Linked DNA regions of Mus musculus: region 1 is linked to region 2. A link is a loop called in an ENCODE intact Hi-C map of the cell type or tissue named here. Cell type or tissue: left cerebral cortex. All regions are shown on one strand. Links, peaks and the distances in the headings refer to the core of each region. The heading gives the core; the rest is flanking DNA. Region 1 overlaps Gm41297 (a long non-coding RNA gene). Region 2 has its middle 26 kb from the start of Zfp706.

The links. Hi-C counts contacts between places; a loop is a spot of excess contacts. Peaks named below come from ENCODE experiments on the same cell type or tissue, not always from the same donor. Only the 100,000 strongest peaks of a DNase experiment are listed, where the experiment ranks them.
Region 1: it touches region 2 in a loop (2.1-fold over the local background); 2 of 42 quality-filtered maps call a loop at or near these places.

What each region holds. Positions count from the first base shown.
Region 1 is chr15:36,711,961-36,727,191 of GRCm38, forward strand. It overlaps Gm41297 (a long non-coding RNA gene), which reads right to left. Exons shown (of 3, transcript XR_875152.2): 2 at 7,147-7,339; 3 at 5,922-6,163. It overlaps A830021M18Rik (a long non-coding RNA gene), which reads left to right and starts at 14,285. Exons shown (of 3, transcript XR_875150.3): 1 at 14,285-15,008. In left cerebral cortex, for the core only: a CTCF peak has its summit at 7,738 (motif pointing right); a DNase peak (open chromatin) is centred at 10,119.
Region 2 is chr15:36,973,690-36,988,920 of GRCm38, forward strand. No RefSeq gene overlaps it. Among named protein-coding and RNA genes, the nearest start is that of Zfp706, 26 kb to the right of the region's middle. In left cerebral cortex, for the core only: a CTCF peak has its summit at 6,331; DNase peaks (open chromatin) are centred at 4,336, 6,051 and 6,348; H3K4me3 peaks cover 1,213 bases; H3K27ac peaks cover 2,860 bases.

The DNA.
Region 1 (15,231 bases), core at 5,356-10,355, 260 kb before region 2:
ACTACCTTCCTCTACTACCCATTTTGTATTTCCTTTCTAAGTTTGCTATGCTTGTTCAAACTTCTCTTCATAAGACTTAACCAGAGAACAAAGTCTTTGCTGGGCTTTTTTGAAACTTCCTTTGTCAATGCAATTAATCTGAGTCTCTTCACCTTAGCCTCAGGCAGACTTTCCAGAAAAGGGCAAAAAGTAGCCACGTTCTTCACCTAAATACCACAAAAACAGTCTTTATGCCACATTCTGGAATTCTTCTCCTTTAAAATCTCTTGGGCCAGGTCAATACAGTTCAAATTACTCCCAGCAACAAAGTCTTCCATATTCCTACTAGGATGACCCATTAAGCCCCATTTAAAGCATTCCACTGCTTTCCAAATCCAAAGTCTCAAAATCCACATTCTTTCAAATAAAAGCATGATCAGGCCTATCACAGCAATACCCCATTCCTGGTACCAACTTCTATCTTAGGGTTTTACTGTTGTGAACAGACACCATGACCAAGGCAAGTCTTATTAAAAAAAAAAAAAAAAAACCCAACATTTAATTGGGGCTGGCTTACAGGTTCAGAAGTTCAGTCCATTATCATCAAGGTGGGAGTATGGCAGTAACCAGGCAGGCATGGCACAGGCAGAACTGAGAGTTCTATGTCTTCATCCAATGGCTGCTAGTGGAAGATTGACTTCCAGGCAACTGGGGTGAGGGTCTTAAGCCCACACCCACAGGTCACACCTATTCCAACAAGGCCATACCTCCAAATGGTGCCACTCTTTGGTCCAAGAATATACAAACCATGACAACATGAAAATCCAGTTTTCCAACCTTTTCTGGACTGAATACTTGTGAGCCCCAAATGATTATACAAAAATTCTACTTCCAAAAGGGATAGCATTAAAGATGGGGCATGGGAGAGCTCCTTAGGGTCAGACAGGGTTGTGAGGACCTCACAACAGGATTACCATCATCCTAAGAAGAGATGCAGAGGCATCTCTGTCCTTACTATGTAGCATCAGAGGGGGAATTGCTGAGCCCTCTGCAGGGCAGGGAGGGAGTTCACTGCAAGCAGACAGGGCCCTGGCCCTGGCTTCAGACTTCTAGACTCTACAACTGGAAGACATAGTTTCTGATGTTTAAGCCACCTGGCCCATGGCACTTTGTTATGGCAACTAGATCAGATTACTATAATACGCAGCCACTGGGGAGGCTAAGCAGAGCGTGACTGTGAGTATCATACCCTGCTGCTGGGTGCTGGGTTTTAGGGAGGCTCAGAGTCACCTCTCTGGGGGTGGAAAAATGCAGCTTGAGATGCGGGAAGGCCAGAGTCCTGACTTCCAGACTTCTAGTTGCTGCTGGAGAACCACACAAGAAGTCAGGAACAAAGAGTTGGGGGTCCCCTGGTCTGTGACATGGCCGGGGGCCATGGTGGTTCTCAGACTCTCGAACATCCAGATGCCTATGGAAGTCATAGAAGATCTGAGATCAGAAGAGGCCTGCGAGCTGAGGATTAGCCCAGGCCGGGGGGGGGGGGGGGGAGGGTTGGAGGGGGCACACGAGGTGCTCTGTCCGGCTTAGCTCGGCTTGACTGTCCTTTGGTGACTGTCCTTAGCCTGGTGATGGCTGTCTGGAAGGGCAGAGAGACCTTCTGTGGGAGACCTAAGCTGCAGCTCAGTAGTCGAAGGCTTTCTCCATGCTTCTCAGACAGGTTCCTGATGAAATAGACAGCCCTTGGTTCTAAATTGTCCTGGTTGTTCATCGTGGAAAGTGGATGCGCACCAACCTCTCAGGGTGGACCAGAGATTAAATACCTTCGCAGGGAGGAATGTCTGGGAATGGAAGCTTATTAGCTAAACTCTCAGGGCCTCTAGATACCTCATTAACGTGGAGAACTCCCTTCTGGGCCTATGTGACCACAGGTCACGTTTCCTCATGTGGGAAGGGTGGTACGTGTTCCAGCAGGGAGGCTGCTACTGTCTCAGGCGTGTACCCTGGGTATCTGGAAACTCAGACCCGCTCTACCCACTAGGCTTCCTGCTGTGGTTTACTGTCCCACAGCTTCTGAGCCTTCCTCCTCCTGCCTCCAACCCCCACCCCACACAGTCTTTCTTGTTCCATAGCTCCTCTTCAAGAGAATGGGTGTTCAAAGCCCACTGGGTTGATAATGAGGCTTGCTGGCATAGCTGAGAGGGTGGGTGGGTAAGACAGGTGATACCCATCCCCTTGTCAATGCCAAGAACATGTGGTAGGGGCTGAAGAGCTGGCTCTGCAGTTAAGAACTCTTTGACTGTTCTTCTAGAAGTCCTGGGTTCAAGTCAAAGCACCCACATGGCAGCTCACAACTACTCATGATTTCACTTCCAGGGAATCCATACTTGCAGGCAAAATACTCATTCATATAAGTAAAAATAAATTTTGAAAAAAATGTGCCGGGCATGGTGGTGCACGCCTTTAATCCCAGCACTTGGGAGGCAGAGGCAGGTGGATTTCTGAGTTCGAGGCCAGCCTGGTCTACAAAGTGAGTTCCAGGACAGCCAGGGCTACAGAGAAACCCTGTCTGGGAAAAAAAAAATGTGCTGTGACTGGTGACTGGTGACAAGCGTAGTTGCTTTCTAGGGTCCTGTTCTTGTAGCATCCACTGTGGGCTTCCTCTGCCCTCCAAGGCACTGCTCACACTTCCTGGTTTGATTAACCCAGGGTAGCACATGAGTTTGTATAAATTCTACTTACAGTTTTATAAACTAGCCATTTGAGACTGCCATCTGTTCTGACTAATGTACAAGTTATACAAGTGTTTCTCTGTTGCACCTTCACCCTCTCCTCCTCTCCCCTCCCCTCCCCTCCTCCCCCTCTTCCTCGTTCCCCTTCTCTCCTCTCCTTCCCCTCCTATGGGGGACAGTCATGGAGAATGGTTCTTTTCCTCAAAGTGTCTTGAGTCATAGTTATTATCATTATAATTATTATTTTCAAGACAGGGTTTCTGTGTGGTCCCTGCTGTGTTCGAAACCTTTTCTGTAGACCAGGCTGGTTTGGAACTCAGAGATCCACCTCTACTGCCTCCTGAGTGCCAGGATCAGAGGTGTGCTCGATTCTTCCCAGCTTTGAGTCATATTTAAAAGACTCTGTTTTCCCTAGTGACTAAGTAGCAGGTATGTTCATCCACAAATGTAAGCACTAAAAATAACATGTTTACCATAGTTTTCATCCAATTTAGTTCTAATTTGCATATTCATTCTCTCCCCTCCCCCGGTAAAACGGAGGTATGTTTGGGATTTATTCTCTCAAACACACCCTCCCATTCTATGACTGAACAATGGAAAGCATTTCTGGTTTCAGGGCTCAGTGATGGGGATCCAGCTGGCCAGGGGGTTCCTTTGGGTGTGGATGAGGATCTACATCATAAGTGCACTACACACATATGGGCACACACATGGGCACACACATGCACACATACTCATGTACACACGTACACATATTCCTACATATGTGCGCACAGCACATTCATGCACATACATGCACGTATACACACGTGTACACATGTACACACATGTATGCACAAATGCATACACATACATAGTGCTGCTGGAACTGTAACCTGACCTGGTGTCTTCAGAATACAGTATCAGAGTGTAACAAGGTTGAACAGTTTGTAATGCCTGCACTTCTCTGACTCTGTGTTATACACTTTCCCAAAGTTCATTACACACACACACACACACACACACACACACACACACTTTGCACATTTAGTTTATGTCTTCAATTCTTATGATTCCTAAAAGTTCAACTCTATCGAAACTCAAAAGCCATTGAAAGATGCGTTGCTGTGGTCCTTTTTCTGGTTTTCAGTAACAGGCCCCACCCAGTCTTCTGACTGAGGCAGGAGAAACAAAACAGGAAACAGCACTGTGTGTGGAGGAGACAACCACGCTCAGGTTTAAAGAATATTCTCGGGCCCACGGACATGTTAATCAGCGGCAGTCAATATGAAATTGGGACAGATCTAATAGCATCGAAACAGTCGTGCATCTGGGTTCGCGAACGCGAAAAGGAGGCTCGCATAAATACAGTCACCACATTGGAATTTCTCAGTTACACACCATGTAAAGGGCGGGACTTCCTTTATTAAGGATATGACCTCTAAAAGTTAAAAACAGGGACTCCCCCTTTTTTCTCTCAACATAGTTTAACCCGGAGGCTCTGGGTCTAGTTATGTACAAAGTGTCACATTTAGAACATAAAAGAATAATTTTTCGAGCGGATTTGCAAGAGCTGCACATACAATTTTCTACCGCTAGATGGCTCTGAACCTCACAGTGGCGCAGTAATGATATTTGTGCCTATTTATAGATACAGATCGCAGACCCTTCTGTTAGTTTCATAATCCTCTTACGTAATGCTGGCTTACCAGGGACGGTTAATTACCACTCTGGAGATGGGCAGAAGGACCCTTAGGACACGATGTCCCTAGCACTGGACTGGAAGTTCTTAAAGGGTCTGTCCTTGGGTGACCAAGCAGAACTCCAAAACTCTGGAATTTGTCCCCAGAGAAACCGGAGAGGCCAGAGAGGCCAGGTGAAGGATAAAAACAAAGAGCAGCTGCCTGAAGCACGTGACCAGCTGGATGCTGGTGGCTGAGGCCAAGTCAGCCTGTTCTTGGGTCTGGAACCGGCAGAGAGCTAATGCTCTAAGAAGCTTTCTCCTAGCAGCCGCACCTGCCCACAGCCCTCTTCAGAGGCCTGTTCTAGTCACATCTGCCCACCCCTAGGGACTCAAGGACCAGCAAAGCCATGCTAGTGTTCCTGACCAGAGAGCTGCACCAGTCTGCTTCCTATGGGCATTTTCCTAAGGGCACCAACTATTCTTTGTCTGTGAGGCCCACATAGAACTATGGCCAACAGTTTGCACACAGTAGGTACATATTCAGTGTCTGGTGGAAACAAGGGGTTTGACAGGAAGGGTCAGAAAGGCTGATGAAGTAATTGCTTATAAGTTTCTGAATCTTTTTTTTTTTAAATTTATTTACATTTCAAGTGTTATCCCTTTACCCAGTTTTCCTCCCCTTCCAGAAAACCCCTATTTCATACCCTCTCCCCCTGCTTCTATGAGGGTGTTCCTCTCTCCACCCACCCACCCACTCCCGCCTCCCCGCCCTCAATTCCCCTACACTGAGGCATCTATTAAGTTTTCAGAGAACCAAGGACCTCCCCTCCCATTGATGCATGACAAGGCCATCCTCTGCTATATATGCCGCAGGAGCCATGTGTACTCCTTTGTTGGTGGCTTAGTCCCTGAGAGCTCTGGGGAGTCTGGTTGGTTGATATTGTTGTTCTTCCTATGGGGTTGCAAACCCCTTCAACTCCTTCAGTTCTTTCTCTAACTCCTCCACTGGGGACCCCCCCCCCCCCCGCACTCAGTGCTAAGGTTGGCTTCGAGCATCTGCCTCTGTATTTGTCAGGCTCTGGCAGAGCCTCTCAGGACACAGCTGTATCAGGCTCCTGTCAGCAAGCATTTCTTAGCATCCACAATAGTGTCGGAGTTGGTGACTGTATCTGGGATAGATCCCCAGGTGTGGCAGTCACTGGATGGCCTTTCCTTCAGTCTCTGCTCCTCACTTTCTCTCCATATTTGCTCCCGTGAGTGTTTTGTTCCTCTTTCTAAGAAGGACCAAAGGACCCACACTTAGGTCTTCCTTCTTCTTGATCTTCATGTGGTCTGTGAATTGTATCTTGAGTATTTGGAGCTTTTGGGCTAATATCCACTTATCAGTGAGTGCATACCACGTGTGTTCTTTTGTGATTGGGTTACCTCACTCAGGATGATATTTTCTAGTTCCATCCATTTGTCTAAGAATTTCGTGAATTCATTTTTTTTTTTAATAGCTGAGTAGTTCTCCATTGTGTAAATGTACCACATTTTCTGTATCCGTTCCTCTGTTGAAGGACATCTGGGTTCTTTCCAGCTCCTGGCTATTATAAATAAGACTGCTATGAAAGGGTCAGAAAGGCCGAAAAAGTAATCACTTGTAAGTTCACATTCTCATTAAGTCTTTCCCACTGCAGCGGGAGGGCTAAGAATCTGAACGCTCATTAAAATAGTCTGGATTCAATCAGTGGCTACTAGCTGTGTGACCCCGGGCCAGAGATGTCATCTTTCCACATCTTAAATCCGGTTCCTGTAAAATGGCAACAATATTAAAACTTACTTCATGGATTAGGCTCAAAGATGAAGTAAGTTGGTATTATAGTGTGCTAAATAGGGCTCCCAGGACAGAGTAGGCACCAGCGGGACCCAGTGAGAATGCTGTGAGCGGGCCCCATGCAGGCCCTTGGGTCTCTTGACACCCTCAGTGAGATTTCCTTCCCAGAGTTAGCAAGGGGGTGAGGAAGCAGGAAGCTGCCATGCACATTAAGTACAGTTGTCCCCATCGTGGCTAGGTCAAGCCTCACGCAGGCTGTGTTTGGGTCAGGAAATTGATATGGTACAGTGAGCAGCTTCAACTTTGACCGCCATGGTGGTGTCTGGGTGAACCATGTACAGGTTTGCTTCCACTCACCATGCCCCCAGAGCAGCGGTTCTCAGCCTGTGGACTAAGACCCCTTTGGGGGTCCGACGATCCTTCCACAGAGGTCTCATATCAGATATACCACATGTCAGATATTTACATTGTGATTTGTAATGTAAATATGAATAACTGTAGCAAGTTACAGTTATAAAGTAGTAACAAAAATAACTTTATGGTTGGGGGTCACCACAACATGAGGAATTGTATTAAAAGGGTCATAGCGTTAGAAAGATTGTGAACCACTGACCCAGATAATACAGAATAACAAGCTCTTACATAGTGTGCACAATGTATTGGGGGTTGTAAATGATCTAGAGATTACGTAAAGCAGACATACATGATATACATATCCCCAGCCTTCTGACACTGCAACACAATCTTGTTTACAAAGTTCATGGACACATGACATGAAAACAAGTATCACACACACGTGCATACACATGCACACACACATGCCTGCACACACACCACACACATGTACACACCGGTATACATACTATACATGCACACACACACACACACACCACAGTCTCCTGATCTCGGTTTTGTGATGTGCTGTTTTCACAGCTGTACTGGCCTCGGAGAGGACATACCTGCAGACATTCTAGGTTTGATTTACTTGATGTTTCATTCCTGAAATCAAATCCTTGAAACACCGACCTAAAGGGGAAAGGTCATTCTGGCTCACGACCTCCGAAGTTTCTGGCCATGACCAGCTGGTTCCATGATTTGAGCTTGAGTGGACTTTCATGCTGCTGCTGGGACGGCTAAGGTAAAGCAGCCCTCCTGACAAACAGGAAGAAGAAAGAATGACAGCCAGGAACCAGGAAGAAGACAGGAAATCCCATAGCCTGACAACTAGTTAAGTCTCCATCACTTCCCAATAATGTCAGTTATGACTCCATTTGTGAAACCACAGCCCTCATAACCTGACCACTTCCTCAAAACGGTCACTGGTGACAAGCCATCAGCACTCACACATCCAGAATGCATCAAGTTCAGATAACAGCAAGGCCATGCTCAAATACTGCATCACCTGATAAAGAGGAACTAGAGCATTCCTGCATTTTGAAATGTGAAGGATCCAACAGCTCAAATACAGAAGGAAGGACAATGATGCTGGACACCTGTTGTAGAAAACATTTTTTTAAATATTTTATATGTGACTACACTGTTGCTGTCTTGGACACACCAGAAGAGGGCATCGGATCCCATTATAGATAGTTGTGAGCCACCATGAGGTTGCTGGGAATTGAACTCAGGACCTCTGGAAGAGCAGTTAGTGCTCTTAAGCCATCTCTCCAGCCCTGTAGAAAACATTTCATCTCAATCTGGGATCATTCAGTTCCCAGATTAAAAAAACACACACTTTTGCTATTTACAATAAGTCTTAATCAGCACTGGAGCTGGACAGACATCTACCCTCTATGCTTCATCTGGGCCGCTCTTAACTCCGATTGGCCAGCCCCTGTGGCCATGCTTTCCTGACTCCTAGCCCACGGGGTCTTTCTGCTCTCTCCACCTTCTCTCTTTCTCCTCGTGGTCTCATCCGACTCCAAGTTTGGGAACACCAAGCCCCACCTATCTCAATTCTGTCCTGCAAGCATCTTTTTTTTTTTTCCTTTTTTAAAGATTTATTTATATATAAGTACACTGTAGCTGTCTTCAGACACTCCAGAAGAGGGAGTCAGATCTTGTTATGGATGGTTGTGAGCCACCATGTGGTTGCTGGGATTTGAACTCCGGACCTTCGGAAGAGCAGTCGGGTGCTCTTACCCACTGAGCCATCTCACCAGCCCGGCTGTAGGCATCTTTATTCAGCAATCAGAAATAACTTAGGGGCAGGGTCACATAGCATCACTCAGGTCTATGTGGGGACTCTCTCCTCTCTGGAGCAACCAGGTCTTGGGAGCCTACACTTAGCACTACAATACATAACAAAGTACCAAACTCAACAGGCATCTACCTTCTCCTTAACTCTTTGAGTTTGTATAACTTTATACACCTTTTTAGCTTGGTGTAGTGGCACATACCTTTAGTCTCAGGACTCGGGAGGCAAAGGCAAGCAGATTTCTGAGTTCGAGGCCAGCCTGGTCTACAGAGTGAATTCTAGGACAGCCAGGGCTACACAGAGGAACCCTGATGGTTAGCTGGGGCTGAAGAAGCAGTCATGATTCAAGACACCAGAACTGCTAGAGTGAAACCGTTGCTTTGTTAGGGTGTTGGATACTGGTTGACTGAAAGCCAGTCCTGCCTAGATTGCTCTTGATTTTAGAAGGTCGCTGCAAGAGAACTGGGTAGAAAGAGCCTTGGTGAGGGGAACCCTAGTGAGGAGGAACGTTCCTTCTGTGTACTCGGGGTTATTTGAGGGCCTGCTTTAGGTAAACACTGCAATGTCTGCTGACTTATAAGTCAAAGTTTATACTTGATTTCAAAGTTGTGGATAAGATACTGTCAACTTAAAAATCACAGCTCTCATTTTAAACAGAATAAGAGATCGTTTATTCTGGAGCCATTTTGAGTGACCGTGGCCTGGGAACTCAGATTTAGGTTACCTCAAATTTCGGGTTCTGATTTTAGAAGCAGTTTCTCAGGGTTCTTTCTTATAGCTTTACAGAACAAAGGAAGTCAAGGCATGTTTAAAATACACTGGTGGGTACACCAGAGAGTCAGGGACACTGAGCTGGGAAAGCTTTTCTACATCTGAAATGTTATCTGATGACATTCTTAGCTCTTGGATTGGTGGAAACTAGTGTTCTGCTTAAGTTAATAGCTTCTAAGAGATTTTTATTTATTATAACAAGGTGTGAGTTTAGATACAGGGTAGGGCAAGGGATGGCAGTTCCAGAAACTAAGATTAGCCCCAGATAAAGTAATGAACCTACAAAATTTGAATCTCCACAGCACTTAGCTTCCAATTGCTCTGTAGTGTCTGCAGACACAGACTCCTCCCAGGAGATTTTTTCACAACTTCTCTTGAAGAATTTTCATTCACAACATTAACTAGACCGCCCAGGTTCGAGTACAAGCCATTGATGCACCTCTCCTCAAATGCAGACACCTCTATGCCCAGAGTATCTAACCCAGGGGAGAAAGGACAGCCTTTTTCCTGAGGCCCTGCCTGAGGCTGAGGTCTTGGAGGCTGGGAGTGGGGCTTCTGACAGGTGTGGCTGCTCTCACATCGCCATGCATTCTCCCAAACGAATGCATTCTTAAGCATCACGCCTTCTCTCTTGCCTCTCTGGAGCCAGATCACAGCCTGATTTCAGAAACTATGTGGGGAACAGGTTCTTGAAAGCTAAGAAGATTTACACCTCTAAGAGAAATCCAGATGTTTCACATGGAACCTCATCTGCAGGGCTCAGGGGCTCTTTGCCGTTAGCAGACACAGGATGCCCCTTTAGCCCTCCCAGCACTCTCGTGACACAAGAGGCCCTTATTCCCAGCATGTCTACTAGTGGTGACACCGGGTGATTGGCAGGTCAAGGCAGAGAGTGCTTGCACCAATCTGCAGAGCTGGGAATCCACGGGTATGACAATTTTGAAGATTCCCTTTATCTACTGACACAGAGTGGTATTGTCAGCAACTCTGAGGCATAGCAAAGGCATTGTGTGGGGAACTGGAGTCAGCAGTCGGAGGCCTGTGGCCTCTGCTGTCTGTCTTCTAGCTCCAGCTTTTGCTGACCTGACCAGCCCCAGGCTCAGAGGGGGCATTGATGGCCCCAGTGCTGATTCCAGTCTAGCTGGTAGTGACAGCTTAGCAACATTGGAACAATGCCATGCTCCAGAGGCCCCTGAGTCGTTCATAGGACAGGCAGCAGTGGAAGTCAAAGTGTAGTCCCTTAGCAGAGGTAGCCTCTAAGCTGAGAATGTCAAATTCCAGTCCAGCAGACTCAGAGGCTGGTAGGATGTGGCCTGGCTATGAACCTCCCTTCCCCCAGGGGAATGCAGGTTGCTCAGTGGGAAAAAAAAAAAAGATTAATTTTTAAAAGTCATGTGGTCTCTTCCACTAAGAAGTTCCAAACATAAAGGTGATCAACAATCCCAGCATGCTCATGGCGTTTCATCCTCATTTCTCAATGGCTGTTTGCAGGGGCAGTACTGTGCACATAGCATGGTCGATGTGATCCCTGTGGGTTCAAGGCCAACACAGCCATACAACTATGCAGCTTTGGGCAGTCGCTCAAGCTTCAGGCTCTGTTTTCCCATGTGTAAAGCAAGGCTATTAATAATAACAGCTGCCCACCTTATAGGATCTTATTAATAATCGAGGGAGCTGTAGCGTGCTAAGGGTAACAGCCCGTGGTCATTTTGTAGATGCTATCTGAATATTAAACAAGATCAGAGGATGATCGTGTCTAGGAGGGACTACATTCCCCTAGAACGACCTACAGGCTGCAGTTCAACTAACCCAACAATGGCCAGCTGTTAATAGAAAGACCAGGAATCTAGTAGTTGCTCAGTCCCACGAGGCTATTTCAGCTGTGACTTCAGTATAAGCTAGAACCCCCAAAGAAGTTGGCTCCAATGGATGTGCTGGCAAAGTCGAGTGAGTGCAAGCAGGTGAAGTACAAACAGCCCCTTCCTTCTTCTTTGTCTATATATATGCCTCCAGAAGGTATGGATTAAAGGTGTGCCTCAAGATCTGGATGAAATGTGTGTGTCAATTCTGATTTAAAAGCATGTGTCATCCCACTTCAAGATCTGGATCAAAGATACATTGTCTTCCAGCCTCAAGATCCAGATCACAGGTGTCCCCCATTTCTTGATTGTCGTTCATTCCAGATATAGTCAAGTTGACAACCAAGAATAGCCATCACACACAGAAAGTGATGTGGCATGGGGTGGTAGACTGTGAGAGGAAGCCTAGTAAGGTCGAAAAACTAAGGCCCTGGGAAACTTGAAGGGATGGTAGGAGTTTCGCCTGCTCCCAGCACTGGGCTCCTGTCACATAGCCACAGCCCCCCACAGAGGGAGTTGTGGCCATCAGTCACATAGGGGCAGTGCCCATAAGTCCCTTCTCTTGTAGATGAGGCATCTCAGGCCGAGCCAGTAGGAAGCACCTGCTGTCAGACCCACCCACCCCAAACTGTATATAAGCTCCTATCCAGAAGGAATAGAGTTGTGTGAGAATGACTCCATCATCTGAGAGCATCCGTCACAAGAGCTGTAGCACTGCCTGGGAAGAGAACGCTCTCCCGAAGCTTTTGAGAGCAGAAGCTCCCCTGCTCTCTGCTCGCCAGCCAGCTTGGCGGGTGTAGACAGCACAGTAACAGTAGCAGCACTAGAAGGCGGGTGGAGTCATTTCCCCCTCCCTGCTCATACCCCTACCCCTTCACTTGAACCCTCCCGCCAGGCCAAGGCAAACGCCTCCACAGATAGGGTCTCCGCAGATAGGTTAGGGTGGGGGGTTGGAGGAGGGTCATCCAAGGAAATCCTGAGAAGAGAGTCTCTTGTCTTCAGCTCCTGCCTCGAAATGTGACCAGAAGCCCAGACTAATATGAGTGAGTACTCAGCCTCAGGCTTAAACCTGCATGGCTGTGAACCAAGTATATCTCTTTTTAGTTTGTAAATGGTTTCTTTTAAGTGTGCTTGGTAATGACTCGAGAATGCCGAGTAAGGGTCTGAGTAGGAATGAGGAAGGATCAGGGTTAACAGCAGGCAAGGCTGATGGGAAACTCTTTCCCTTCAGCCCAAGCTGCTTTCCTGAGCCTGAGTAAGGTCTCCTGCTTTCCTGAGCCTTGCTTTCCTTTTCAAACACCTCCCTCCCAGCTTGAGTTAATCCGAAAGTAACAACAATGGAAGTAAGGCTTCCATTTGCAGTATTCAGCCATCTTGTCTCATGCCCTAAAGCATTCAGAGAAAAGCCAGCTCTAGGTTTGGTGCAGCGTCGGTCCATCAGGGACCCAGAACATATCCATCTTCTTGCTACCCTGTCATCACAAGATGGCTGTCACACTGCTCCACCATATGTTAAGGCAGGGAGAAAGGAAGCAAGGAAAAAGCCAACATAACCTCCCCCACTCCTTAATCCAGGGAGGAGGTTTTCTTAAAATTCTCCCTAGTAGACTCAGCAGCATAGTTCAAGATACTTAGCCAGCAGCCTGGTGTGGACCCTGGATAATCAGGACAGCTCATACACTAGTTGCATCATGGAGAGAAGTCTTAGAGCCGCTCCTCTGGTCTGATGTCACCTTGTATGTGGTGGATTGTAGGAAGCTGGAGGGGAGCCAGCAGAGGGGGAGGGCAGTGTTTGTCACTGGACACAAACGTGTTTTGGAGTTGTTACAACGAGTGTGCCACTGTAGTGTGTTCTAGCTCTGCATCAGCCCCCACTTCTGTCTCTATTCTACAGGCTTTGAGCAAAATGGTGTATGCCACCCTCAAAATATGAGGAATAGCTGAAGAAACCTGTATTCTGCATCTTCATCTGCCAACCTCTGGAGACCACTGACCTATAAACTCCATAAACTCCGGCTTTCCCAGACTGTCCCATGCTGGACTCATGAGCACCTTGACACAAGTCTTTGGGCTTCACTCTGTGGGGAGCCGCACTCACATTTGCCATTATAAGATGGCGCTGACAGCTGTGTTCTAAGTAGTAAATAATCTGCACATGTGCAGGGGCAGTTTTCCCGCCATGTGCTCTGCCTTTTTTGTGATGACAACTGGGCCAATGGGCTGCAGCCAATCAGGGAGCGACACGTCCTAGGCGGAGGATAATTCTCCTTAAAAGGGACGGGGTTCTGGCACTCTTTCTCTTCGCCTCTTCGTCTCTTCGTTTCTTCTTCTCTTCATCTCTTCGCCTCTTCGTCTTTTCCTCTGCTCTCTTCCTCTGCTCTCTGCCTCTCTCCCTCTCTGCCCCTCTCTCTGCCTCTCTCTCTGCGTCTCTCTGTGTCTCTCTCTCTCTCTCTTCCTCTCTGCCTCTCTCTGCCGCGCTCTTCCTCTCTTGCTCCTGAGTAAGCAATAAAGCTTTGCCGCAGAAGATTCTGGTTTGTTGCGTCTTTCCTGGCCGGTTGCGAACGCGTGTAAGATCACTCCTCTAGCAACATTCAGCTAATGGAACATCCCCATGTTTTGTGTAGCTCCTCTGAGCTCAGCACAAAATGGAGAATTCCCTTTTTCTAGCAGGGCTTCCACTTCTCTGACTACCCCCCCATCCTCTACCTGAGGAAGGTAATGGGGTCCTTGGCAAACCTACAAATTCCTCTCCCTACACCCCATAAGAACCTGCCCAGCAAATACCTGGGATTCCTGGAGAGCTTTTCCACACAAAAGAGGCGTTCCCAGTTCACTGAGCTCCAGCCAGTCATCAACATTCACCCTGAAAACTCCTCTCCACTCTCCAAAGTTCATATACAGCCCTTGTCCACCCAAATAAAGTAAGTGAGCACCAGCTATTTCACTGAAGACCATCTAAGAGCCACTTCATTGGGAGTCATCTAAAAGAGCTGTAAGACTAAAATCGCCAGAGAAGGCCTTCCTTGGTGAAGCCCTCCACCCCATGCCCACATGTGAGTTCAGCTGGACTGAGAGCCAGTCCCAACCTGTTCCAGACTCCACTTCATCCTTCAAGCCTGGTGCCTGGACACCCTGAGGGAGGAAACAGAGGACAGAGAAGCACTTCTGGCACCCAACGCGGCCCACAGCTGGAGGAAGCTAACATACACCTGGGAGGATGCTGGTACTTGATGGGCTGGGCTATGTCACAAGAGGGTGTGGTACAGACCTTTGATGGGCTGGGCTATGTCACAAGGGAGTGTGGTACAAATGCTTGCCATATAATGCTTTGCTATTGCTCTCCTGGTTGGGTCACCAATCTTTAGACACTTAAATTGTCTAAATGTAAAGAGAATTAATGTCACTACAGGCTGCTAAAGAGCAGAAGTTACTGTTGGCATGACCTGGCAATAGCCAGGTATGCCTGGCTCACTCTAAAAGGGTCTGCATGTCTCTTCCTCGCTGTCTGATCCTCTTTCTTACTACCTGCCCCTTCTCCCGCTCCCCCCTTCCTCTCCCCATGTGTTCCTGGCCTGCTTCTCCCTCTCCTCTCCCCACCTCCCGCCTTTCTCTGCCTCCCACCTTCCCCATGCCCTAAATAAACTCCATACCATGCCTCAGGGGGAGGGGATGCCTCAGCGGGGGCCTGTGGAGGCAGCCCTTCCACCTCACCCACCATACAGCGCCTCTACCAACACGGGTGCTGTGCCTGGGATTTAGAAACTCACAGGTTGCATGAGCTCATATTTCCGTGCTGCCACATGGACTTTGCAGCCATGGGATGGATCTCTTGCTAGACCTCTCCACCCAAGCACTGGAGAATTGGTAAAGCTCCCTACTCTCACTGGTCAGCATAAACGCCCTCTGGTCCCAAGGGAGGGCTGTTGAGCTTGCAGCCACCCCGTGGTGTCCTGGTCTTCTTACTGATGCTTCGTTCTCGGACCTCTACCCCTGGGTGAGTGCTCTCTCTGTCTCTGTCTCTCTTTCTCTGACGGTTTTTCTCTTGGCTTCTCTTGCACACTGCTGAAAAAATCCTACGCTTAGGCAAACCATCCTCCCTCAGGCTCTGAGCCCCACACACAGCTCGTGCACTGGTCCCGCAGCTCAGCTGCTAGTTCACTGCGTGGCTGGTGATCTGTTTTGGCTGCCTCTGTTTCTAGCTATCACATTTGTACTAG
Region 2 (15,231 bases), core at 3,485-8,484:
ATCATTCATTTTTCCCTTTACATACAGACCTGAGTCCCCAGCAGCATGTACTCAACCACGACAAACAACCGGCTTGTCCCTGGCCTCCCTCCTCAGGTGGCCTCCTCCTCTTCCTGTGCAGGTTGTCAACTCTTCCTGACTATCATTCTGTTCTTCCCAGCACAACAGCTTTAACTGGGCAGAGAGCTATCCTGGGTGACCATATCTCCTAGACTAATTTGGTCTGGGTGTGGCCATGTGACAAAGTCGCTGCCAGGACAAGAAGGGAAGCCATAGGCTCAGCTTTGCGGTTATGCCCTGACCTAGAGTAGTGATGTGCCCTTCTTTCTGATAGAGACAAGGCGAGGACTGGAGCCTGGGAGTGAATGCCTCACGCTGAGGACCAGTCGTTTGCCTTAACTGTAGAAAGAAGATGAGCTGCTGAGGGGCCACAGGGCAGTCCTGAGATGGTTGAGTGTGGTGGGGCAAGCCTGTGGGATAGCTTAGCAGGTAAGTTCATCCGCTAACAGTCTTGCCAACTTGAGTTTGATACCTTGGACTTATGTGTAGAGGAGACAACCTCTACAAATTGTCCTTTGACCTCCACAGGCACATCATGGCAGGCTTGCACATACACACAAATGGCTTTCTTTTCTTTTCTTTTCTTTTCTTTTCTTTTCTTTTCTTTTCTTTTCTTTTCTTTTCTTTTCTTTTTCAAATAGACAAAATGAATGACTGGATGGAATGCAGCTGAACAGACTGTCTCAGCACACCTCCTGTTTTTCATGCCTGTAATTCCAGCACTTGAGAAAGAGAGACAGGGGTACCAGGAATTCCAGGCTAGACTCTGCTACATTAAGACCCTGTTTCGCAAAGCTCCGTAGCTTGAACTCTGTTCCTAGAGTTAGGCATGCACCTCATCTCCACTAATGACGACCCCAGGCATTCTGAAAGCACCTTGCCAGCCAGGCTGAGCCTTTCCACCGTGGACTCTCCAGAGCCCTAGTGACAGCCTATGGCCTGCCTTGCTCTGTGGTGCTGCAGCTGTCTGTACATGTGTCTTATCTGTTCTTTGTTACTTGAAGCAGTACAGGGCCCAAACTTTACTTGCTGTGTCATATTACACAGCAGTACATAGTATATTCAGTAAGCGAGCTAATGGGTGGTTCCTCATTGCATACATGCTAAGTTATAATAAAACGAGGGCTCTTCACAGGTGGCTAAATAACTACTCAAAGATGGCAAGAGATCAGGGCTGGGGAGGCAGCTTAGAGGGAAGCTCTGGCTTGTGAGATAAGAGATCACTTGGAGGCTGGAGGGTGAGGGGGTCAAGCTGATGGGTTACTGGGGTTTTCTCCTGTTCAAAATACATTTGCATCAGCAGTCCCCAGGGAAACCTGGTCAATATGCATGCTGTGGCCATGGAGCACGTGGGAAGCCAAAATAAACAAAAACTGGGTAAGAAACTCCACCCAGGAACCACTGAGATCTGCACAGTCAAGAACGATGGATGGAAATTAAATATTAACTGACAGTTTCTGATTATCGGTCCAAAAATAGGCAAAAGGAAATAACAAAAGCACTGTCTTAGTTAAAGATATTAGAAAAAGGATTAAGGGTTTTATTTGACTGGGAGCCTAGCATGAGTCGAGAATAAGATGCAATGGTTCAAAATTTCCAGTTCAGTTCTGAGATGGGCAAATCTACCTGCAAGCTATTTACAGGGGTGCCTGGTTAGTGCTGGGTGTTGTGTGGGAAGGGGGATCAAAGTGCAGCCCCCGTCTTAGGCAGCTTCTACACACATGGCCTAAGCTCTACCTGTGGCAAAAAGCACAGAGCATTTGGTGCTGTGAGAGCTAAATCATGCTGGGTGGTTGTGACACATGCCTTCAATCCCAGCATTGGGGGTAGGGGTAGGGGTAGGGGTAGGGGTAGGGGTAGGGGTAGGGGTAGGGGTAGGGGTAGGGGTAGAGGTAGGGGCAGAGGAAGGCAGATCTCTGAGGCCAGCCTGGTCTACAGAGCGGGCTCCAGGACAGCCAGTTTCTACACAGAGAAACTCTGTCTTGAAAATCAAATCAAATCAAAACAAACAAAAAACCCAAATAAACCAAAAGAAGTAAATCATAAGGAAGCCTGTCACGGCGCAGACTGGGAGTGGCTGGGTCTGACCTGAGGGACTGTGGAGAGGCTCGAGGCTGTGGAAGGTAAGTACAGTGGTGTGGACTCTGGAGTCCCAGTGCTGGCCTGACACTGCAGTTTACGTGAGAGGGAGCAACACAAGTTTTCTAGCCAAAGAAATGCAGAACAGTTGTGCTCTCTGGCCAGGGTGGAGTGATGCAGGCCCTTAGATGGTCTTGTTCAGTATCATGTTTTTAAGAGAAATTGGAACTAATGCTAAAGGATACAGCTAAGCTTTTGAGGGTGGTGGGGTACAGCAGAACCAGAATCTAGGATGATACCAAGAGGCCCAGAAGTGAAGTGAACCGAGAATGACAGACTCACTATCAATCACTGTTGCAGTGAAGACACAGAGAATGACAGACTCACTGTCAATCACTGCTGCAGTGAGGACAGAGAGAATGACAGACTCACTGTCAATCACTGTTGTAGTGAGACACAGAGAATGACAGACTCACTGTCAATCACTGTTGCAGTGAGGACAGAGAATGACAGACTCATTATCACTGTTGCAGTGAGGACAGAGAATGACAGACTCCCTGTCACTGTTGCAATGAGGACAGAGAGAATGACAGACTCACTGTCACTATTGCAGTGAGGACAGAGAATGACAGACTCCCTGTCACTGTTGCAGTGAGGACAGAGAGAATGGCAGACTCACTATCAATCACTGTTGCAGTGAAGACACAGAGAATGACAGACTCATTATCATTGTTGCAATGAGGACAGAGAATGACAGACTCACTGTCACTGTTGCAGTGAGGACAGAGAATGACAGACTCACTGTCACTATTGCAGTGAGGACAGAGAATGACAGACTCACTGTCACTGTTGCAGTGAGGACAGAGAATGACAGACTCACTGTCACTGTTGCAGTGAGGACAGAGAATGACAGACTCACTGTCACTATTGCAGTGAGGACAGAGAATGACAGACTCATTATCACTGTTGCAGTGAGGACACAGAGAATGACAGACTCACTGTCACTATTGCAGTGAGGACAGAGAATGACAGACTCATTATCAATCACTGTTGCAGTGAAGACACAGAGAATGACAGACTCATTATCAATCACTGTTGCAGTGAGGACACAGAGAATGACAGACTCACTGTCACTATTGCAGTGAGGACAGAGAATGACAGACTCATTATCAATCACTGTTGCAGTGAGGACAGAGAATGACAGACTCCCTGTCACTGTTGCAGTGAGGACAAAGAATGACAGACTCACTATCAATCACTGTTGCAGTGAGGACACAGAGAATGACAGACTCACTGTCAGTATTGCAGTGAGGACAGAGAATGACAGACTCATTATCAATCACTGTTGCAGTGAGGACAGTGACCTAGAGAGATTCAATGCAAGAACAGAAGAGTCAAGTAGAAGACAATAAGCAGAAGGTCAACACTGGGACAACAGGGGAGTTTGTGAACTAAAGGGAAGGAGACTGAGATAGGAGGATCATTGTTAGTTCAGGACCAGCCTGAGCTACAACAGTGAGTTTGAAGCAAGCTTGAGTTATACAGTGAGACTCTCTCTCTAAACAACAGTAGCAACAATAACAGGAAAGGAAGGAAGGGAGGGAGGGAGGGAGGGAGGGAGGAAGGAAGGAAGGAAGGAAGGAAGGAAGGAAGGAAGGAAGGAAGAAGACTTTGGGGTGACCTTGCATATTTGGAGGGCTCTGTTGCTACCTCCTAGTGATCTTCAGCAGGAATTGTCTTTAGTAGAAGACGGCACTGCTGAGTGACAGCAATTTGAATCTGTGAGGGGAGATGGGCCAGATGACTTGGGGCAGTGAATCAGTTGAATATAGTTCAGGAGTTGGAGTCACACGGACCTGGGTCATCTCCCCAGCTGTTACCAACTGTGTGGACAAGTTGCCTCACACAGACACACCAAAGAGGGCTGAGCTTCAAGGATCCCACGTAAAGTTAAAATCCCTTGGTCCTGAGAGTGTGGGTTCTGTGCATAGCAGGAAGGGATGAAGAGAGAAGAGGGTCATGCTGTTTGGAGTTGGCTCCTGTACTGTTGGCGATCAAGTATCAACAGCCAGCTTGCTTGTCACGCCCCACGACAGCAAGGAATGATGGAACAGAGCTGACATACACACAAAAGCGCTCTCCTGTGTGGGTAGGAGTGGGAAGTAGTCCCCCTCAGCTGATATCACTAATTTTTAAAGAAAGCCATATGAGCTCGAGAGTTGAGGAGGAGTGTGGGAGCTGAGTCAGCTGCACTCAGTTCACATTAGAAATGACAGTCTCAAAGTTTCCTAGAGACTTTAAAACTTGTACTTTGTCTCCAGAGAGCTCATCTAGAGCCACGAGGAAACATGTTTGGGAGATTCGGCCATACTCTCATTCCAGTGCGTTTTTGAAGCAAACTGTACATTTTGCTATTCTGAATAAAAAACAATCCCCAAGCAATAGTGCAAGCTGAGAGTCACACATGTGACAACAGGCTATTTCTTTCTTTTCTTTTTTTTTTTTTTTTGGTTTTTCAAGACAGGGTTTCTCTGTGTAGCCCTGGCTGTCCTGGAACTCACTCTGTAGACCAGGATGGCCTCGAACTTATTTCTTATATATAAAAAAATGAGACCAACCAAACAACAGCCAGTTATTATCCCAGGAGATACTCTTTCTCCTTTTCAAGTATAGAGTATTGCATGTAAACACCCAGAATTTCCATTAGAAAGGAAATAATCAGGTTTCTGAAAGGATATATATATATATATATATATATATATGTTATTTTATCTTTCTATTATTGTTTTGTATATATTGGTGTTTTGTCTGCATGCATGTCTATATGTCATGTGCATGCCTGGTGCCTGTGGAAGCCAGAAGAGAGTGTCCCTTGGAACTGGAGTTAATGAAGATTGTGAACCACCTTGTGTGTCCTGGGAGTTCAGCTGGGTCTTCAGGAAGAGCAGAGTTCGTAACTGCTAGGCTACCTCTCTAGCTCCCTGTTCTTTAAGCTTTATGCATTATTTTTTCAGTGCTGGGGAACAAACCCAGGCTTAGCACATGCTGAGCAAAGCACTTCACCGTGGAGCTCCAGCCTGCAAATGTCTGGTTCTCAGGTAGTGCACCAGTATAGCTTTCCTCTCTTGTGTCAGACTCAAAGTGACCCTCCAAAGCTCCAGGTAGAAAAATTTAAGTCAGCAGAATGATGGACGTCGCTTATGCCCTCCTGACCACACACCAAAGCAGGAAAGGGCAAACCTGACTGAGGGTTAGAACTGTGGAAGCCAGAGCAATGGCAGCGACCTTGGACCATAGCAAGAGGATAGCATGTAGCACACTGTTACTGTTGAAATGTTATATCCATCTTTAACCTTAGGCAATACTTGAAAATATTCTCTGACACACTTATCCATCCACTAATTATTATCATCAGTCAAATGGGGGTGTCATGGCTTATTTCATAGTAGGGTGGGTGTGAGGCTGAGAAGAGAAGCTAAGTGTGACAAGCCGTTGCTGGTGCTTGTGTTCTGCTCCCGTGGGTCTGTGGGGCAGCTCCTGGCCGTCTTCAGACCCTGGGTCTAATACACAGACAGAGCTTCAGCAAAAAAGCTGAGAGTGGGGTTTGGTGTGAAACGGCAGTGAGGGAGGAAATCTGCTTGGCTGATCCCCACTGCGACAAAAGCGCACCCTATTTCTTGGCACAGACCTCCCACTTGAACTAATTAAAGTTCCACACAGGTGGAAAAGAATCCTGCCTTGAGATCCGCCATGTGGACATAGAGATGGAACCGTTGGCTCCCCCACCCCACACCCCTTTCTTCTTTCTGTTAACAGAAAGCAGCGTTCTGTTTCCAAAAGCAAAGCGAGGGAAGGGAATGTATGTGGGTTTGCTTGAATGCTAGGAGAAGAGGGAGGAGTGGCTGACTCTAGAAGGGTAAGACAAACGCCCAGGAGACAACGGAAAAACGTTCTGGTGACAAGTGACGCGTGCAACGACAAGAAAGCAGACGGTGCTCATACAGAAGAGGCACACAGAAAAAAAAAAAAAAACAGATTTCTTTTCTAAATAGCTTTGCATCGACACCCACTCCCTCCCTTACCTTTGCGACCAGCTCTTCACCTACGACCCCATAGGCAGGTCGTGCAATATGCTAATGAGGCCACAGGGAGTAGGCGGGGCAGAAGCCGGTGCTCCTGGCCACCTAGCGGGAGAGCAGCCCACCACCAGCTTGAGGGATGCAGAGAGCCAGACTTTGTGTGGGTGGAGCCACCTGAGGCCTGAAACTACACTTTTGGTAAGAGAAAGACGATTCCCTGCTTGGATCACCCACTGCCTTGCCTCCTCTGGAATTCCCTGCAGGAATATTCTGGAGAGACTGTTAATTGTGCCCTGGAGTCTGTTCTTTCCCCCTCTCCATAGCGTTTTTTTACAGGATACCTCATAGTGACATTTTCTAGATTTCCTTTTCGTTGGGGTGGGGGAGGGGCAGCGGGCATGAGTGCTTCCTCTTAGGCGGACCCTCCTCCCTTATTCCTCTTTCCTGGCTTGGATCAAGATGCAGCTGCTATGGGTATCTGGACTCTGCCCATGAGGGCTACTCCTCAGAGATGCAGCAGTAAGGCATGAACTGGATTCCTAGTCATCACCAGGGCCCTGGAGTAGGGCCTGGCGTGCAGCCTATTACTCTATCAACCTAAGAAGAGTCGGTTGTCATATTGTTGCCAAGATGTTGGTTTTGCTTCATGCGGCTGAGCCTATAGTCCAAAATATAGACCTTAAGGGGCTAAACGGACCGCTCAGAGGTTAAGAACACTGTCTGCTCTTCAGAGAACTTCAGTTTGATCTCCAGTACCTGAACAACTGCTCACAACTGTAACTCCAGTCCAGGGAATCTAATTCCTTTTTCTGGCCTCCTCGGACACCAGACACACACGTGGTACATGTAGGCAAAACACCCATACACAGAACAAAAATCAGATAGAACTTTTGAAAATCGTCTTATGGTAAATAATTTCTATCTGGAGAGCAAATTTATCTTTGTCTACAACTAACTGACCTGGGAACAATGAAAAGGAATGAAGTTCTATGCTAGATTATCTCAAAAAATAATAATTTCAGAAAAAAACAATGCGATTAGATATGTATCTAGTGAGTAGAGATAAAAATGCCCCCACAGTCAGTCTCCAGCTTCATCTATAGAATCTGCTGTCTCTCTGGCCAATCTGAAGTTGGTGAACTTGACCAGCACGGTTTCAGAACACAGAAGCTGTGTGTGCACAGTGAGCAGGGACCACAGCTGTCCATGGTCTGCTTCAGATCTTGTGACCAGTTAAAGCTGGAAAATCACAGCCAAGGGAGTCCAGGAAACCAGCAAGCCGATGCAGAGTGCCGTGTATTATTTCCTAGCTGTGGGGAGGGGGAAAGGTTTGGAAAGGAATCGTGAGGAGTAGCTGTAGTGGCTGATCCACACCCCAGCATACATTCCTCCCTGGCTAGAGGACAGCACCACTCTGAAAAGATCCACTGTTAAAATTCACTCTCATAAATACAGAGGTCACAGCAACAGCTTGAATGCGTCTCAGAACCAGGCAGGGGGAGCCCCAAGGAGGGCTAACCTCTCTCACTCCAGTGCCAGTGGGATTTGGGGAAGGCTGGCCAAGCAGTTGTGAATTTGCCTAAACAGGATCAATTGAGTTTAGCTCACTCCATCAGATCAGGCAACACTGTTTGGAGGCTCTGGGACAGATGTTAGGACTAGGTAGGAACGGCCTGTTTTTCCTTCTTAAAGTTTCATTCATAAACATTGTTCTTTGTTGCTGTCTTAGCATGCATCCAGGCTGACCTTTAGTCACGTGTTCTTAGGTGGCCTCAAACTTCCGACCCTCCTGTTTCTATCTTCTGGATGCTAGAATGGACAGGAATATACCACCATGTCCAATTACAAACTGCATGCTTAAACTATGCATTTTGTAATTTTTTTTTCAGGAAAGAACTCCTCCAATCTAGTGTGTTACGTTCATTACTCAGTTCCTTTCAGACTCTTCGCTCTCATTTTCCCTAAGCTTTAAAAACATGCAGGTATTCATATAGATCAAAAAATATTTCCAGTTCCCTAACATGATTCCAGGGCCTGGAGACACAAACACATTGTGCACATCTTCTAGGCAGGATGCTCTTTCAAACACATTTGTTCCACCTTTTGTAATTTTGAGAACAAGGTATTTGATGGAGAAGCAGAAAGGGTTACTTGTTCATGTGGAAAAAAAATGGATGTCACATAGGAAAGAGCTTTCAAAAAATGCTACACTTAAAATAATGATTCTCAACTATGGCTACACTGAACCACCTGGAAAGCTTAAAGCAACAGCAGCCAACCACGCCTAGGCCTCAGTAAAGTGACTTAAGTGGTCTGCAGTAAGCTCAGGTATTTGTAGTTTTAATTATTCTCCAGGTGACTCTAGCACGCAGAGCTGAAAATCCACATACCTTGGCATTAGGAAAATATCTGCGGGGGATAGGGTAGGCACACTGGGGATTTAACCCAGGTCCTTGGCATATGCCCTAACTGAGCTATATCCCAGCTCCTAGGTTTTTGGAAGCTTACCTCTACAGAAATCATGTCTGTGTTTGTCACATAAGGTAAGTGCAGCCAAGCTTTAACAAGATGTTCAAGCTGTAGTTCGTATACTCACGGAATCTTAGGCAGCAAGATGCTGTAGCCCAGTGTCGCTAAACTGTATTTTTAAATAGAATCAAATATTTTTGCAGTGCAGAGTCCTGAAGCCACCCCTCTCCCATCCTTGAGTACTCTAAATTGAATACAAAAGGCAGTACGTGACCCAGAATCTGTCCTCTTAGCACCTGGGCAGCCTGTCTGATCACACCGTTAGAGAGGGGTACACTACCCAGCACCTCTCTCTCTCATGCCCCGGCTGCTTTCCTCTTCCACTGGTCATGTGACTGACTAGGACAGAACTGACATTTAAGGTCCCCATCCCTCTTATACCAAATTCACTTTTGCTTTCTGACCATGGAATCACCTACAGCTTTTACAGTCTCCAGTCTAACCTCACTGAAACGGGTTTCTTCATCCAGGAGTCTCCATGTGACCTCAGAATGAGCTCTAGGGCAGCCAAGGGTCCTGCTAGTGCCCAAACATTGTCCTTGCTTTTCTGACTGTTACCACGCCACCTTCCCCGGACAATCTGCATGTCTGTCTATAAGAAATGGGTGAGAGTTAGGTCTGGATAGCATACCTGACTGTTTTCATCTCTCCCTCAAATATGAAATCAGTTAAGAACTTTATCAAATGTACTTTGAGTAGGCAGAACAATCTAGCAAAGGCCCAAAGGGGACAGTACAGTGTTCTATATGTTATCATGACCTATAGCTGCTGGGCAGGCCTGTGGTCCCCGCTTGAACTGCTCCACTATGGTATCAAGTTCTGATTTACCTCCACTGTTGCTCAGACAGTTGTTGGGGATTGCTTTTGGACGGTCTCTGCTTCTCTGTGGCCCTCCAGACCAGAGCTCTAGTGTGCTAGCAGGAGCCTGGTTTCAGGGATACACTTTGTACGTCCACTTCTGTTGGTAACCGTGGAAACGTCTCCTGTTTCCCACTCTGCTCACCCTTCTTCCCCACTGTTCTCCCATGCAAACGAGGGGACTCTTCAGTTGCTTCTCCAGGCTTCTCCAGGCACACCAAGGCTGTGCCTGGCATGGACTGTTTGGTTTAAAGTCTTCCTGGAAAGGTTCTCAATGGCTAACCAGCACATTCTTCCAGGCCTCCCTCAGTGAACTTTGAACTTTGATCCTTGCGAACAACCCATCACCTTGCTCTACCATTTGTCAGGAGGCAAGCAAGAACCTGGGAAACCTTTACAAAATTAATGACAATTGATTTTTTGACCTCTGACATTTTGTGCTGACACCCAGGCTTTCTGCCCGTGACCAGGAAGTCTGACATGGCAGTACACAGTGCTACTGGTTCTCAGAAAGCCCTTGATCCCTGCTTCAGTCTTACTGTCCCCCAAGGCCCTTGCCCTTCTAGAGGTTCCTGTTGTCCTTAGCTGTGGTAGGAAACGCCTCTTCTCCGATATGGCAGGGAGGCGGCTCTTCCATTCTTCTGCCTACAGCGGCCCTGGCTCCAGCTTCAGGGCTGGGTCAGAGGCACACTCAGGACCATGCTCTGGCCCTCTCTTGCCCTCCGGAAGCGAGTCCTGAGCAGACACTAGCTTTTGTGCTGCCTTTCTGTTCTCCAGACAACCTCTTCAGTTCTTTCAGCACGGCATTCTCACAGAGGCTTGTACATGACGGTCTGCCTTCCTACACTGTTTCTTCTACGTCCCACTAAGGTAGCTTCTACCCCCATGCCTCTGTCTGACAGGCACAGTGAGACTTCTTCCCTTAGTCAACCTCATCAGACCTTCTGGGACCCACACCCTCTTCTACTCTGTGTCTTCCTCTGCCTCAGTTCTAAATGCTGGCCTCTTCTTCACTTACAACCTTTTTCTATATTTCAGCAATACCATAGCTGAACTGATGCTAGTAGGTATTGACGACTTTGAATTTATGGCTCCACCCAAACTCTCCCCTGGAGTCAAGTATGTCTCTAGGTGTTGTACTTCAAGTACATGTTGTGTGATGCTGCCACTTGGCTGACTGATGTCCCATCAGGATTCTTGTTCGCACCCCTTCCTGGCCAAGACATCTCCCATCTTCTGTTATTTTTGCAGAGTGTCACCGCCCACACATTGATCTGAGGCAATGTTACCTCCTTTTCGCTCACAGAAGACCTGCTCTCAACAGGTCCAGTAGATCCTAAGGATGACTTCCCACCATCTTTTGGTTTGCTCATCGTCATTAGATAGCTCCCAATCTACTTCTCATGCCCCGTGCCTTCCAGTTGACCCTCCACATCACAGGCAGAGCATTCCTCTCCAATCAGAAGTCAGACCATCTCACTCCCCTGCGTAGGGTGGTTCTATTAGACACTTAAAGTCCAAACTCCTGGCTACTCCATGCTAGCCCTTGTTCTCTTTATTCTGGATCTGGAGGCATGCGAAGCCCAGGTTATCCCAAGGAAGGGATCTGATGAGTCACCTACTTTAGAGCTGACCACACCTGGCTGACAGCACCCTCTGGTCAACATAGTAGACTCTGAGCTGCATGGGGGGCCAGAGATGGGTACCTAGGAGATCAGTTCTGACAGTGGTCCAGAAAGGGATGCAGACAAGAATTTCTGGCCACTCCTAGCCAGCAACTTAGCACAGCAGGCTCCCTAGTGTGGCAGGCTCCCTAGTATGCAAGCTCCTCCCACCAACATGCAGAAAGCAGCCCACAGAACTGTGTTGTTGTCTGGCCTTTCCTGCTCAGTCCTCCTTCACAGGTGAGGGCAGCACCTGGCCTTTCCTGCTCCCTCTGCCTCCATCTTTCTTAGGGTTGCCCCTTACACTTCAGTTTTACTATCAGCTTCCCAGGGGCAACATTAGGAGCTGGACTTTTTTCTTCCTGGGCATAAAACCAGGATCTCAGAAATGCCAGGCAAGCCTGTGTATGCTGCTGGGCTCCAGCCTGAGCAACAAAGACTACTGGCACTGTAAATCATGGCCTGTAAAAATACATAAAAAGCCATCTGCTTAGTCCTCACACCACTTCCAGACATGCTCTTCCACTGGAGGACTGAACACACAAAATAACAAATACTAAAAACTAAAACCAAACCACCTGTGTGCCCCAGGGCCTCGGATTTACCACCTGCACTGCAGAACTGTCTGTGGGATGGTCAGTCACTGACCTGCATAGTAAATTCTGTGACATCTTAAAACTACAGGCGTGCACAGTTATACTCAGGGTCCATAAATCACTTAGCAACTGGTCACCAACAACGTCTGGGCACCACTGGCAGCTTCATTAACTCCGTAGAAAGAACTGTGTTCACAGAATGCTGCTTCTGTGACCTGAGGAGTGGCACTCGTGCCTATTCATCTGAAATCAGAACATGTCACTGAACACATACCAGAACTGTTGTCACCTTCGTCCCATGCAGTGGCCCACAGAGGCCACGGAGTACTGTTTTGTTGATCCCCTTCTACAAGAAGTGCTTTCACAAGATCTCAATTAAGCCTCATAACAATGCCAAAGGTAATCTTCACTGTAAAGACCACATGACTTCCCCCAAGATCACCTGTGTACTCTCCAGAAACTCAGACCTCTGCCAGGGCCAGAAAACTAGGTTTCTTAATTCCAAATGACAAAAATGTTCATTCCCTCCTCAAATGTCCAGAACCTAAAACAAGCCTGTCATCACCATGACCCAGTAAGAACGCCTGCACTACAGTAAGGCACTGACTCCCGTTACCTTCCTTTAGGAAAAAGATCTTTATCTGCCAGCATTTGTATGAAGACTGGAGAACACTTTAGAAAAGTAGACAGCATTGCTTACGCTGCTGGTAACCGACTGAGAGAAAGGGATGGCAGGGAGGGCGCACAGTGCAAGTAGGCTGCTCCTTCCCAGGCTTGGTGTCCCTGCAGTCACTTAAATCCCAGAATGCACTTCTGTGCTCAGTACTAACTGAAACAAATATCTATGAGTGTCTTAGACTCCTGCAGTGCTGGGCTGTACGGCTGCTGTTACTGCACACAAGGGAGAACACTCAAAACTCAGGTAGGTTGTTGTTTTGAAACAGGGTTTCAAAACAAGGAGAACCTTGTAGCCCTGGTTATCCTGGAGCTGTCTCTGTAGACCAGGCTGTCCTGGAACTCAGAGACGCACCTGCCTCTGCCACCTGAGTGCTGGATGTTTCTTAATGCTTTATTTTGATGTGCACCGGTGTCTCACCTGCACGTGAGTCTGTGTGAGGGCACTGAATCCCTTGGAACTGGTGTTACAGACAGTTGTGAACTGCGATACGGGAGCTGGGAAGTGAACCCGGCTCTTCCGGAAGAATAGCTTGAGCTCCTAACCACTGAGCCATCTTTCCAGCTACCAAAACTCAGTAGTTAACATCTCCCAGGTAGGGTTAATCAGGAGTCCTTGGCCTCTTCAGTTGTGTCACCAAGTCTTTATGGACAGAATGACTGAGGCAGTTCCCATCACTTGAAATGGGCAAGGCGGGGGCATTTCATGGTCATTAATTATTAGTGCTGGAAATCAGCTCTGAACACAGAAAGCTTGGACACTACTTTCAACCTTGAAAGGGCAAACATTTACCACTAAGGTTTTTCCTTATTTTAGACAAATTAATGAAGAATGAGTTGAGAACATTAACGAGAGACAAGCCTCTATACTTAGACCTAGGGTCAGCTTCCTCTGTTGATGCACTATTTTCTAGACCATCTGCTCCCTGGAGTCTGATGGGACTCACACTAATCTCAAAAGGTACACTGACGCTCTTAGGTCTTCAGTTAGACTTTCAGTAATCAAAAATACTAGCAAGCCCCACTTTTATGTAACCATGTGAGCCAGTGTCCCTTATGTAAATGGAGCTAGAGAGCTGTGACATCAGGCAGCAGGGCCTCCCTCACACAGGGAGCCTCTGCAGTATCAGTGGGCTATGGCATTTCCTTCAAGTGGCAGGGTCTATTATTAGAGCCTTTCATAACAGAGCTCAGTTAAACAGCGTTCTCCTGAGCTGCTGAGCTCTGCTGTTACAGCTTTTCAGGTACCTCCAGCACAGAGGCCCAAGCTTAGCCAGCAGAAGCTGCTGTGAGCAGGATGGCCACGGTTCCTAAGTCTTCCCTTCAGAAGCTGTGAGCTTGGGGGGAGAAAATTAGTGACACTTTTCATCTGAAAATCAAAACTGAAACTAATCAACCTCCCCCCCCCCCCCAAACCACCCAAACTCAAGAAGCATGCGGACAAGGCTGCCCCAGAAGGCTCTGAACCTTCTCAGCAGCAGGAGCAGCAGCTGCCAGTAGCCTAGGCTAAATAACTTGTCTGTGGTCAGACCAGGCTACAAAATGAGATGGATTCTCGAACCTATCCACAGCAGAACGAAACAAAGGAGAACCAGTGCCAACAGCCGGAGAGGGTATTTCACTACCTGTCATGAAGCATATTATATTACTTCCATAATTAAAAATTATTCCTAACCACACCAGTTAACAAACAGATACTAACAGGAAAAAAAAAAAAAAAAAACCCCAAACTGCTTAAGAGCCAAACTGGAATCTCCCTCAGATATGAATTTAAAACACAAAACCTGACATTTTCAACACTCATACCTAGCCCACCAGACAACCTGGGCCAGCAATGTATTTTCACAGCCAACGTTCCCAGAGAGCTACGCTTTAGACGGCTGACACGCCCATCCTAAAACCACTTACTATGTGTAGCTTCAGTTAAATGCTCACAAGGACTCAACAGAGGCACTGCCCTCATTTCAGGGGTCATGAGTGTGACTCGGGCAGTGTGAAGGTGAGCTTCCCACTCAGGGTCAGACTCGGGACAGCAGTAATGGGCATGAGAGCGGGCACAGCTGGGAGACCCTGTGCCACTTCCTGTTTCAGGGACCCTGTAGATTTTCTCCCAGTCGTGACATCCATGTACCAGACACAGACAAATACATATGGAACCAGACATCAGTTTAGACTTTAATTATGTTTATATTTACTTTGTGCGTAGGTCAGAGGATAAGCTGTGGGATCGGTTCCGTTCTTGCATCATGTGGGTTCCTGGGCATCAGGCTTGGCAGAATGTGCCTTCACCACTGAACCACCCTGCCAGCAGCCGGGGCATCATATTTTGGATCTACTGGCTGTAACTGAGCCCTTTCTTTCTCTAGAAAGTAGCCTGAATCACTAGGGAGTAAGATTCTTAGCAGAATACCCTTATCCACTGGTAAAATGATCACTAGCTAACCACACACCAGCACACAGCACAGTGCCCTGGGGAACCCACGTAGCACCTCTCAGCAGGTCTTATATGTGACACAATTTCCTGGGTTTTGTCTGTTCCTTTTTTTCCCCCCCAGACAGGGAGGGTTTCTTTGTATAGACTTGGTTATCCTGGAATTTGCTCTGTAGAGCAGGCTGGCCTGGAAACCAGAGATCTACCTGCCTTCCATAGGATCAAAGGTCTGTACCATCACACTCAGCAAATTTTCTGTT